2 separate regions of the Mus musculus genome follow, and region 2 is linked to region 1. Evidence: chromatin contacts called from ENCODE POLR2A ChIA-PET data. All regions are on one chromosome and are shown on one strand. Each heading gives the region's core, a stretch centred on a gene start or an enhancer-like site at or near the end of the contact. The rest is flanking DNA. Distances are from core to core; before and after follow the strand shown. Region 1 holds the start of Wbp2nl (WBP2 N-terminal like). Region 2 holds the start of Ndufa6 (NADH:ubiquinone oxidoreductase subunit A6).

What was found. ChIA-PET counts read pairs that join two places held with the same protein, here RNA polymerase II (POLR2A).
Region 2: POLR2A ChIA-PET joins it to region 1 with 10 read pairs in embryonic stem cell. The contact joins the promoter of Ndufa6 here to the promoter of Wbp2nl in region 1. POLR2A ChIA-PET finds 5 or more read pairs at or near these places in 3 of 5 experiments (Patski and embryonic stem cell).

The regions. Positions count from the first base shown.
Region 1 is chr15:82,296,160-82,301,526 of GRCm38, forward strand. It overlaps Wbp2nl (WBP2 N-terminal like), which reads left to right and starts at 2,825. Exons shown (of 6, transcript NM_029066.1): 1 at 2,825-2,909. The coding sequence starts at 2,848.
Region 2 is chr15:82,351,735-82,357,101 of GRCm38, forward strand. Ndufa6 (NADH:ubiquinone oxidoreductase subunit A6) reads right to left here and starts at 2,557. Exons shown (of 3, transcript NM_025987.3): 1 at 2,347-2,557. The coding sequence starts at 2,494.

The DNA.
Region 1 (5,367 bases), core at 1,575-4,074:
CTTCGAACCAAACCAATAGCTCATTGCAATGAACACTTGCAAATAAAGCTGTTATACTGTGTGACAAACCATGACACACTGTAGCTTTCATGGCAAGATGGTTTTGTCTTTTAATATACATTACATATAATAAAAATATATTTAATATAAATATAAATATGTTTAATACATATGAAATATATAAAATGTTTAATATATTAAATATATAAACATATTTAATACAAATATATTTAAATATATTTATTTAACAATGTAGTATAGTTAATTGTATATCCAATTTATATTATTTTATATAAAATATGAATATTTTATATTCAATTTATATTTAACAATATAATATATTTAAAAAATGTATGTGTTGTTTTCTTTTGGTGGGAGGAAGGTTGCAAGGGCAGAGGGTGGTTATGAAGGGAGGAGATGTGTGACATTGGGGTGCATGAAATTCACAAAGACTCAATAAAAAGTTAAAAGCAGACCAGGTAAGGTCCCATGCTTTCCTGGTGCTTGCTGGTCAACCAGTCTGCTTCCAGGTTCAATGAAATATTCTTTCTTGAGGAAAGGGGAGAGCGATAGGATACGTGACACCCTCTTCTGGCTTCTTCACGTGCACACAGGCCTGCACAGCCAAACACACAAAGTGTACATATATACTACTCATCTATCTACACAAAGTGGTATTTTTCTTGAATTTAGGACGACCCTTCCCCTCATTTGTAGTTTAGTAAATGACACAACTCTCATCTGCTTGTTGGTCCCTAAATTTTAATGTGAACTTTAAGCAATTATTTGGGACCTTGACTTTTTTTTTTTTTTTAAACAAAATCTCAAACATTCAATTTTGTCCATAAGGACTCAGGAGCCAGATGTCTCAGACAGAGGAAGGGGGAAAGCCTACTAGCTCAGAGAGGCAGAGGAAGCAGCACCTTATCTTCCTCCTCAGCTAGCATCCCCAAAGAAAAGCTCTCTTTCTCCACTGTCTCCCCAACACCTCCAACGGAATGCCCTCCCTTCTACTTCCTGTGCATCTCTCTATCCATCCCCCCCAACTCTCTCTTACTCACTTTTCCCTTTGTTCCCTCCCCGCAACTCGTTGGTTGCACCACCTCTTGACCTATGGTTTATAATAAATAGAAAGCTCTTGGATCAAAGGCGTGAGCTAGGGCTGAGCCACACCACAACTAGAAGTAGGTTTTCCAGTAAATAACACAAATCTTGGGGTTCACAGTGTGATCAAATACCCTGCAACACTTGACTTTCTGTGAGGTGAACCTAAGGTATAAATGAATGGAGAGAAATAGCTTGGAGGAGCCACAATGGAAGATGAATCAAGAGGCTCTTGAAACCGAGCAGGTAAAATGAAGATATCAACCAATGGTAACACAACACACACAGAGGAAGGGAAGTGACACGTGAGAGACACAGCTGTTTGGTGGACATCAACCATCACAGCCACAATAAGCCTATACACTAACATTCAAGTGTGGAAGGTCAAGTCCAAAGAACACAATCATCTTGCTCAAGGTTTTATTGACCATGACAGGAGTGGCTAGATCAAGATGTTTGCCGCTGTATACTATTTCTATTAAATTTTCTTTTCTTTTCTTTTTTTCTTTTTTCTTTTTTTTAAAGATTTATTTATTATAGGCCGGGTGTGGTGGCGCATACCTTTAATCCCAGCACTCGGGAGGCAGAGGCAGGCGGATTTCTGAGTTCGAGGCCAGCCTGGTCTACAAAGTGAGTTCCAGGACAGCCAGGGCTATACAGAGAAACCCTGTCTCGAAAAAACCAAAAAAAAAAAAAAAATTATTATATGTAAGTACATTGTAGCTGTCTGTCTTCAGACACACCAGAAGAGGGCATCAGATCTCATTACAGATGGTTGTGAACCACCATGTGCTTACTGGGATTTGAACTCAGGACTTCTGGAAGAGCAGACAGTGCTCTTAGCCACTGAGCCATCTCTCCCATCCGTAAGTTTGAGTCTTAATTCTAGTAAGTCTTGTATGTAAAAAATTATCTGTGCTAGGTGTGGTGGCCCATGCCTTTAAACCCAGCACTTGGGAGGCAGAGGCAGGAGGATCTCTGTGAATTTGAGACCAGCCTGGTCTACATAGTGAGTTCCAGAACAGTTAGGGATACATAGAGAGACCCTATTTACAAAAACAAAAACAACAAAACAAAACAAAAATCTGAAATCAGCACATGTCTTACAATGATAATATATCTATTATTTGACAATTTTCATTTCTTCACTGACACAATAACACTCTAGAATATCTTGAGTAATAGATTGAGTGGGACACCTACAAATGCATCCAAGAATTGGACCCACTGAAGGTTGAAATTCACTGTCCACTTCCTGACCTAGCTCATCTTTTTGGATGTTCTCTCCCAAGACCATTGGTTCTGTCCTAAGCCCTCTTTGATGGAAGGAAGCTCTGGTCTTATAAGAGTGGAGAAAATGTAGACCCTCACCCTGAGTTGGTTTGGGGGTTAATCTGGACTAAGATTTTGGGTTAATGGCTACTTTTTAAACCACTAGCTCCTAGCAGGACCAAGGCTGGTTGTAGGCCTAACATGACAGAGGCTAGTCACCCATCCTTCAGACCCTCCCCGTTCTAGGGGTAAAGCCAGCTCCACGAACACGCCCCTTTTCCTCACCCAGGCTCTCCTCCTCTGACTTGTGACAGCTCCTCTTGTGACAGCTGCCCACTCAACTCCAGGGTTTCTGCGCCATAATCTCCGCCCTCTCCTCAGGGACCCGCCCACTGCCTTGCAGGCCCCGCCCCTTTCCATTTGAAGAGCTGGCGGCGGCGGAGGCGGCGGCGGGAGGAGACCTAGAGCAAGATGGCAGTGAACCAGAACCATACAGTGGACCGCCGTTGGGCCGCCATCCCTCATGGTGAAAGGTGCCTGAGGGGACTTTCAGGCTGCTGTCAAGGAGGGAGGAGATGCTCAGGGTAGATATGTGCGCTAGAAAGCCCTCTGCGAATCGAGGGCTTTCCCGCCCTTTCCTCGGAGCTCCGCCCCTGACGTTTGAACGCATGCGCCAGCGGCCAAGTCCAAGAGCCTGTGGCTAGGCGCGTGCGCGGGTGCGAGGGGCGCGGGCATCCTCAGAGGAAAGGCTTGAGCGAGGATTGTGTGAAGAGTGTGCCAGCCCTTGCATTGCTGGACAGCTTCCAGTGGCTGTGTGCGACTTTACGACTTTAAGAGGGTGACAGTCACCCTGAGGGCCCTGGGTGCGCCTCAGGCCACCAGGAACAAAGGGGTAGGCGAGTTGGAAGAAGGGCTAGGATGTGGAGTGTAGGTAACTAATCCAGAATTGTCACAAGCCTTCCTCCACCCACCCACCCCCGGAAGTGCCTTTTCTTGGTTGCTTCAACCTAGGATATTGTCACCTTTACTGAAAAGACTGGGAACAAAATTAGGGGGGACCGAGGAAGACATGGCATTTCCAGTCGCTCATGGTGCTGGGGCTTCTCTGTCAGGAGAAGCCCACCTCTAGGCAAACTTAGTGACTTTGACACATGTCCTTTAATCTACCCCTCACCCACTTTCCTTACCCTCTGTCTCCGCCTCTTCTGGATTCTGCCCTCGCTCTGCTGATTTCCTTTTATTTCTCACTTAGCTGTGAGACTCATTCAATGATGTGCTTAAATAGAACTCTTGAGGTCAGTTCGAGACCAGCCTGATCTACAAAGCGAGTTCCAGGACAGCCAGAGCTATATTGTAGAAAGACTCTGTCTCAAAGAAGAAAAGTCCCGGTTTTTTGTTCTTGTCGTTGTTCCTTTAAATTTTTAGAATCTGTGCTCTTGAATACGTACCGATCATTTTCACTGAATAGCTAAGCATAGCAAGGATTCTTTGTCTTGATAACTGCACTGTCTGCAGTGAGCCGTTTCCCTCATTTCACAGGTAGGCATATGAGAAATAATTTGCTCAAAATCATTTTCAGTGCCCATGGGAACGCCTGGACTTGGATTTGAAGTTATATGCTATGCATCAACTTCTCTTGCTGTTTTTTGTTTTGTTTTGTTTTGTTTTGGTTTTTGGTTTTTTGAGACAGGGTTTCTCTGTCTCTTCATCAAGGAACAATCAGTTCTCTACCTTTCTCAGATACAAACGACAGTAAGGAAAGAGTTTGAGAGGAGGAAAATTGATTCTATTTTTAGTTTTCTTTATAGTTATGAGACACATTTGGGAGTTCAGTTACAATTGTGGTAAGTTTGAATGTGATGAAACGAAGTCTTGCTGTTTATTTATTTGGCTAGGGCTGGCCCTGAACTTGTGATTCTGCCTTAGCCTCGCAGTGAATGTAGTACTTAGACAACGACAGCAAAATATCCCAGAACACCTTAGATTTGGGGTTGAACAAGTATTTAGTCACACTGAAACACCAACTGTTGGGAGTAATAATAACATAGATATTGACAAATGAGAAGCATCCCCAGTGTATTGATAAAAGAGGAAGTAAGTTACAAAGAGGTTGGTGGTGGTGGGGAAGCCTATATTTCAGTGATGAGCAATAATTTAGTGATTTTCGAGTTGGAGGTGAAGTGTCTTGTTTCTATCTTGCCTTAGCATGGACATGTTGAACATTTTCTTTCTTTCTTTCTTTCTTTCTTTCTTTCTTTCTTTCTTTCTTTCTTTCTTTCTTTCTTTCTTTCTTTCTTTCTTTCTTTCTGGTTTTTCGAGACAGGGTTTCTCTGTATAGCCCTGGCTGTCCTGGAACTCACTCTGTAGACCAAGCTGGCCTCAAACTCAGAAATCCGCCTGCCTCTGCCTCCCGAGTGCTGGGATTAAAGGCGTGCGCCACCACGCCCAGCTATGTTGAACATTTCTAATCTAAAAGCCCAAAATGCTCCATTGAAGCCAGGTGTGATGATTTGAGTCTACTGGGAATACAGATGCACCCTCCATACCTGGCTTGTAGAGAACTTGTCATCATGGCTGAGAGGTCATAAACGTATGGGCCTGGCTGTGTTGTAAAACTGGATGATGTCACAAACCAGGAGAAAAATTGATTCTCTGAATTCCAACCTTCAGTACTTTTTGCATTTTGGTATGCTTTCTCTGCGCTTTTTTTTAATGGAAACCTATGCTTGTTTCCCCCTTACCAACAGCTTTGTGTCTAATTTACATCTGCTAATATATTGGGATAGTTTCCAGTACCCATATCTATATTATTGCTGTCAATGACTGATACTCCATTGTGCATACACCTTTGCTTAATTCTCAGCGTGAACTATTCTGAGGCTCTCCCCTCATCTATAAGCATTGCTGTTTAGAATTAAAAAAAAAAAAAACTATGGGTCTGTGTGTGCTCATGCCACAGCACATATAAAAAGTCATAGGACCACCTGTGGG
Region 2 (5,367 bases), core at 1,307-3,806, 55 kb after region 1:
TCTTCCCTTAAAAAGGGAGGAGGCTGAGAGGTGGCTCAGCATCGCCTTTCCAATCCCCAGCAACCATGTCAGGCAACTCAAAAACCCTGTAACTCCAGCTCCAGGGACCCACCCATGCCTCTGACCTCTGCGGACACTTGGGATTTACCTGCACCCTCCCATACACACACACACACACACACACACACACACACACACACACACACACACACACACACAACTTTAAAAAGTAATAAAATACATTTAAAAAGTCACAGTATTCACCAATCTATTAAGTCAGTGGCTAAACAGTGGCACAAACTCAGGTGACTGAACTTAATGTGCTACATGGGTGTCCTTTGGAGATTAGGTTGTAAACTGGACTTAGTGGTAACAGGACTGTAAACCCAGCCTACAGGCTGGAGGTTTGCCGTGGCTGTGTATGGTGCTATGAATCCACAGCAAGATCTTGTTTCAAAAGAGAAAAGCAGGCTTTAGTCACCCATCCCCTGACACTCAGCCTTCGGCAGATTTGCTGAGGACACCAAGGATACAAAAGGATCACTAGGTGTTAAACATTCTGGCTACAGAGGTCAGTATATTCATTTAGTGAAGATACCTTGTGCACTGGCCATTCTTGTGACATGTCCACTCTGATCTATAAAACTGCAATCAGCCAACCATGGTGGCAGATGCCTTTAATCCCAGAATTGAGGCAAAACCTTAACAAAAACAAAAACAGTGCTGGGCATGGTGGCGCACGCCTTTAATCTCAGCACTCGGGAGGCAGAGGCAGGCGGATTTCTGAGTTCGAGGCTAGCCTGGTCTACAAAGTGAGTTCCAGGACAGCCAGGGCTATACAGAAAAACCCTGTCTCAAAAAAACAAAAAACAACAAACCAAACCAAAACACAACACCCAAAAACAAAACCAAGCCCGGTGTGGTAGCACAGAGGCAGATGGCTCTTTGAGTTCAAGGCCTGCCTGGTTTACGTAGCAAGTTCCAGGCCAGCCAAGGCTACAATGTGAGACGCTGTCTCAGAAAAACAAAACAACAAAAAGTCACAAAAACACAGACAAAATCATGCTGTGTCTAAATCAGGTTTGAATCTTTTGTTATACTCCAATTCAGTGATTGCAGAAATGGTGAACACTAGGCTAGGTTCTGAGAGAGCTGTCACCAAGGTCAGTGCGCACACAGGGATTTCAGGAAAGAACTGTACAATGACAAACTGAGACAAGTTTAAGTTGAGACAGAACCCGTCACTCAGAATCTTAGTATTTGTGAAGCATCAGGCCCAGAGACTGAAGGGTGCAGTATTATAACTACTGTCAGGTAAACTCCAGCCTGAGGTGGGCATGGTTTTTTTGTTTTGTTTTTTCTCCAGTCTGTGTTCTAATAACTAAGAGGAATCTTCTCCCATCAGTGCCTCCCCCGAGTTTTATATCAGTTACTTAAGTAACCTATTTAATACAGTAACTCCCGGAAGAAGACAGTATTATGGCCATTTCACAGATGAGCAAATACCGGTGAAAAATCTTACCCAAGGTCACACAGCTAATAAAGGTCGAAACTGAGGACAGTGTGGCTGCCTCTCAAGCAGTGCTGAGGCGTGCTGTGGAGCTGTTGTTACTCATTGGAAAACGCCTTTCCCCTCAGATCAGCTCAAGTTAAATACATGTCTACTCAACAACAAAAGATGTCCCTGACATATGTAGGACATTTGAACTCTCGCTAACCCCCTTTTAAAATCCACTACAGTGGCAGCATTGAGGGAGACAACCAAGATTGCAGATTCACACTCGCCACTCAGGTGAACAGACTAGATTCTCCCACCTACGGGAAAAGGCGTGTTTTGCAGCAGAAGGGGGTTAGACTTCAAAATTCTGGGGCAAGCTGATCTAGTGAGCAAAGCTGGGGAGCTCTGAGGGGCCATTTCGTCTGGAGGCTTCAAAGGGCAGCAGGCAGCTACTGGGTGACCTTCGTCAAGTCGTTTCCCTCTCGTGATGCAGTTTGTTCTCCAGACTAAGTAACAGATAACTGCTAAAGCCCTTCGCCACTTTAGTTACAAAATCGAATGGGCATCTAGAACCTTCTCTGGAACTGTAAAGCTGGGTTCAAGAAGCACCCGGGGCTAGCTCAGGACCGCGGACGCCCCTCCCAGGGGCTCCATAAGAAATAAGGAACAAAGGCCACCAAAGCAACTGGGGCGCTCGGAAGCCCTGTCCCGGTGTGGGGCACTCTGGCTCGGGTGACCCCCTTCCCCCGAAGCCCAGGGCTCGTTTCTGTCCCACTACGTGACCTCAGCTCGGCCGAGAGACCTTGGGCAGGTGCCTCCGGCGCCCCGAATGCACCCCTGCCTCTCACCGGTGTTCGGCACCTCCCGATACCAAGCGCGGTAGAGCTCGCGCACCCTCCGCTTGGCCTCGTTCAGGTCGCGACTGAAAATGGGCTTCACCGAGGTACTGGCTGCCGCAGCAGCAGCTTGGCGCAGGCCGGTGGCCGCGGCCGCCATCTTGCCGAGGAAGCCCCGCCCCTTCAGCGTGCGCACGCGCGGTGCCACGGGACTCGCTGCCGTGCCTCCTGCAGTGCAGAGGGAAGGACTGACTGGACTAGGGCTCTCTGATTGGCTGGAAGCCTCGGGCTCTGCAATGCGCATGCTCTACCGCGGAAACACCGATCCGGGGTTGGCTCGTTCAACGGCGGCGCTGAGGAACCACCAGGAGGCGCAGCGTCGAGGCTTCAGGCAGCGGTGAGGCGCTCTGTCTGCTCTTACCAAAAGTTTGTTCCTTCAGCCAGGCGCCGTGGTTGGCAGGCTCGGAGGAGAAGACCTCGGGCATAGATAACGGTGCCAGGCGGCAATGGCAGTCTTTCCGCAGCAACAGTGCGTACTGCTGAGCATATTGTGTATGTGCTTCCGGAAAACCGTTTTCTTGTAGACATGGTGTCGATCGCAAAAGCGCCTCTGGCTTGAGCTTTTTGGCGTTTCTCAGCCCCGTTTGTTTACTTACTTCATGCCATTGTTTTGAGTTGTCGTCTCACTGCGCCTGGCCTGGAACTCACTTACGTAGACCAGCCAGGCTGGCCTCAGAGCTTGCAGTGATTTCTCTGCCTCTGCAGGTTTGTGCCCACAGCACTTGCGGTTGCCTTTTTGTAAATAAATGTGTGTGGGTGTTTTGGATGTTTGTATAGGTGTGCGCCACGTGTGCTTTTTGGAGTCCATGGAGGCCAAAAGAAGGCTATGGATTCCTCTGGGACCGACGGTTATGATTTGCTTTGTGGAGCTGGGAATTGAGCCCAGGTCCTTTGGCAGAGCAGTTAGAGTGCTTAAGCACTCACTGAGGCATCTCTCCAGCCCCGCAGTTACATTTGACCTTGCACTCCACATTTCCCCTGCTTCAGTCTCCTTAGTGCTACTTCACCTAGCCTAATCATTTCCATTTTAGACTAGGGATTTTACATCCCAAACCATGGAAGCTATATCTACCTCTGTATCTAATCTATATCTATACTCTATGGTATATATCTATATATATTCGCTGCTATATAAATAAAAGCTGAAGAATTGCTGCCTAACGACATTCTAATATAGTAAGTGCACCATGCTTTTATGGATATTTTTGTGGTGATTTGAACAAACAGTACTTCCAGTCAAAGTACAATGCACACAGATATGCTCAGCACACAGCATTTAAACTCTCATGGAGGAGAGCATGGCAGCAGGCAGGCATGAGTGGCCTTGAAGCAGCAGCTGAGGTCTTACAATAGAGAAAGACTGGGCCGGCCTCTAGTCACTTCTAGTGACACATCTTCAACAAGGGCCACATACTCCAACAAGGCCACACCTCCTAGTCCTTCCCAAAACAGTTCCACTAACTAGGGACCTAGCATTCAAACACATGAACTTATGGGGCCCAAACCACCACATTATTGATTTTTGTTTTTTTCTTTTATTCTCTCCCCTCCTTTTTGAAACCTGGCTAACCTGGGACTTTCTTTATAGACCCATGTTGGATGATTCACAACTACCATAACTAGCTCTAAGGGGCCCAGTAACCTTTTTTCTAGCCTCTATTAAGCACCTGCATAATGTGGTCCCTATACACATACACACATGAACACACACACACACACACACACACACACACGCACATACAGATAAATTATTTAAAAAATTTAGTTTTTCAGACTTGTTTTAAGGTCTAAAATGTAGTCTTTTCTGTCGTGACTAGTATTTCATGTGCATATAAACCAAGACATTCTCTAGTTTTGGCCATCTACAGGTACATAGTCGTGATTCAGCGACCTTTATGAGGTTTGGAGGAGGTAGGAATTGCTGTCATGCGCTATGCCCACTCACTTGATATCACTGAGTACCCTCAGAGGCAGGCTCTGTGTCCTTTCTGTGTCCCAGCATGCTGCTGTACCCCACATGGAAGCTCAACAAACACTGGCTGGGTGAGTGGATGGCACTTGGACGCTGCTAGGCTCCCTTCTTACTTATGATTCAGAGGATAGGCTGCTCGGTGTTAAGCCCTCCCATGTCACTGTGACTTCCATGTCTTCAGGACTTCACATGGCGCTCCCTCATCACCTCGTTACTGCCCCCTTATCCTTGAATGGCGTTGAACTGAACCAAAGGAGTACCAGTGAGGGTGTTACCCCTCGCCGGGCACACTTAGAACCACCTTGAGGCAATTGGCATGACACCCTTCTCAGATATGGAGGGGTTGTCTATCTGAAAGCTCTCTACATCACGATGCCACACCCTCCCTGCAAAAGGAGGGCCTGCGCACCCAACTCCCAGGCAAGGCTGGTATTGACACTCTTCCCAGGCTGTCTGTAGGCTACGTGGACACTGACACAAAGAAGTCTCTGGATCCCTGACTGTCATCCAGATGGGCGTGCTTGGTAAGTAGGTTTAGAGGTGTTCTTGTTAACCCATACCCAACCCAGTGAGAAGGATCCTTAAGGCCCAGTCCTGCCCTCTGTGTATCCCTTCCTTCTTGGCTCTCCCCTTCTGTGTATCCTTCTTGGTTATCCCCTTCCTCCTCTCCAGAACTGATCTTACTTCCTTTCCCCTCTCCTAGCTTCCTTGCAGGATGAGCTTGATACCGTACTCATTGACACGGAGTCCTGAGTGACTCACAGAACTTAGAGTTGAATACACTGCTAGCAGCACTCTCAGTAAGATGTGGTGGCTCTGCTTTAAAATGCTCACCAGGACTTGAAGCAGCAGATAGGAACAGCAGAATCATGCAATCAGTCATGTTGTTATTGATCTGTCTCAGCCATAAGACCAATTTTCTAGACACTGTTAATGGCTTCTCTAATAGGAGAAGCCCTCATTGGGAAACCAAGGGAGGTGTGCTGCCCCACCTCAGTCAG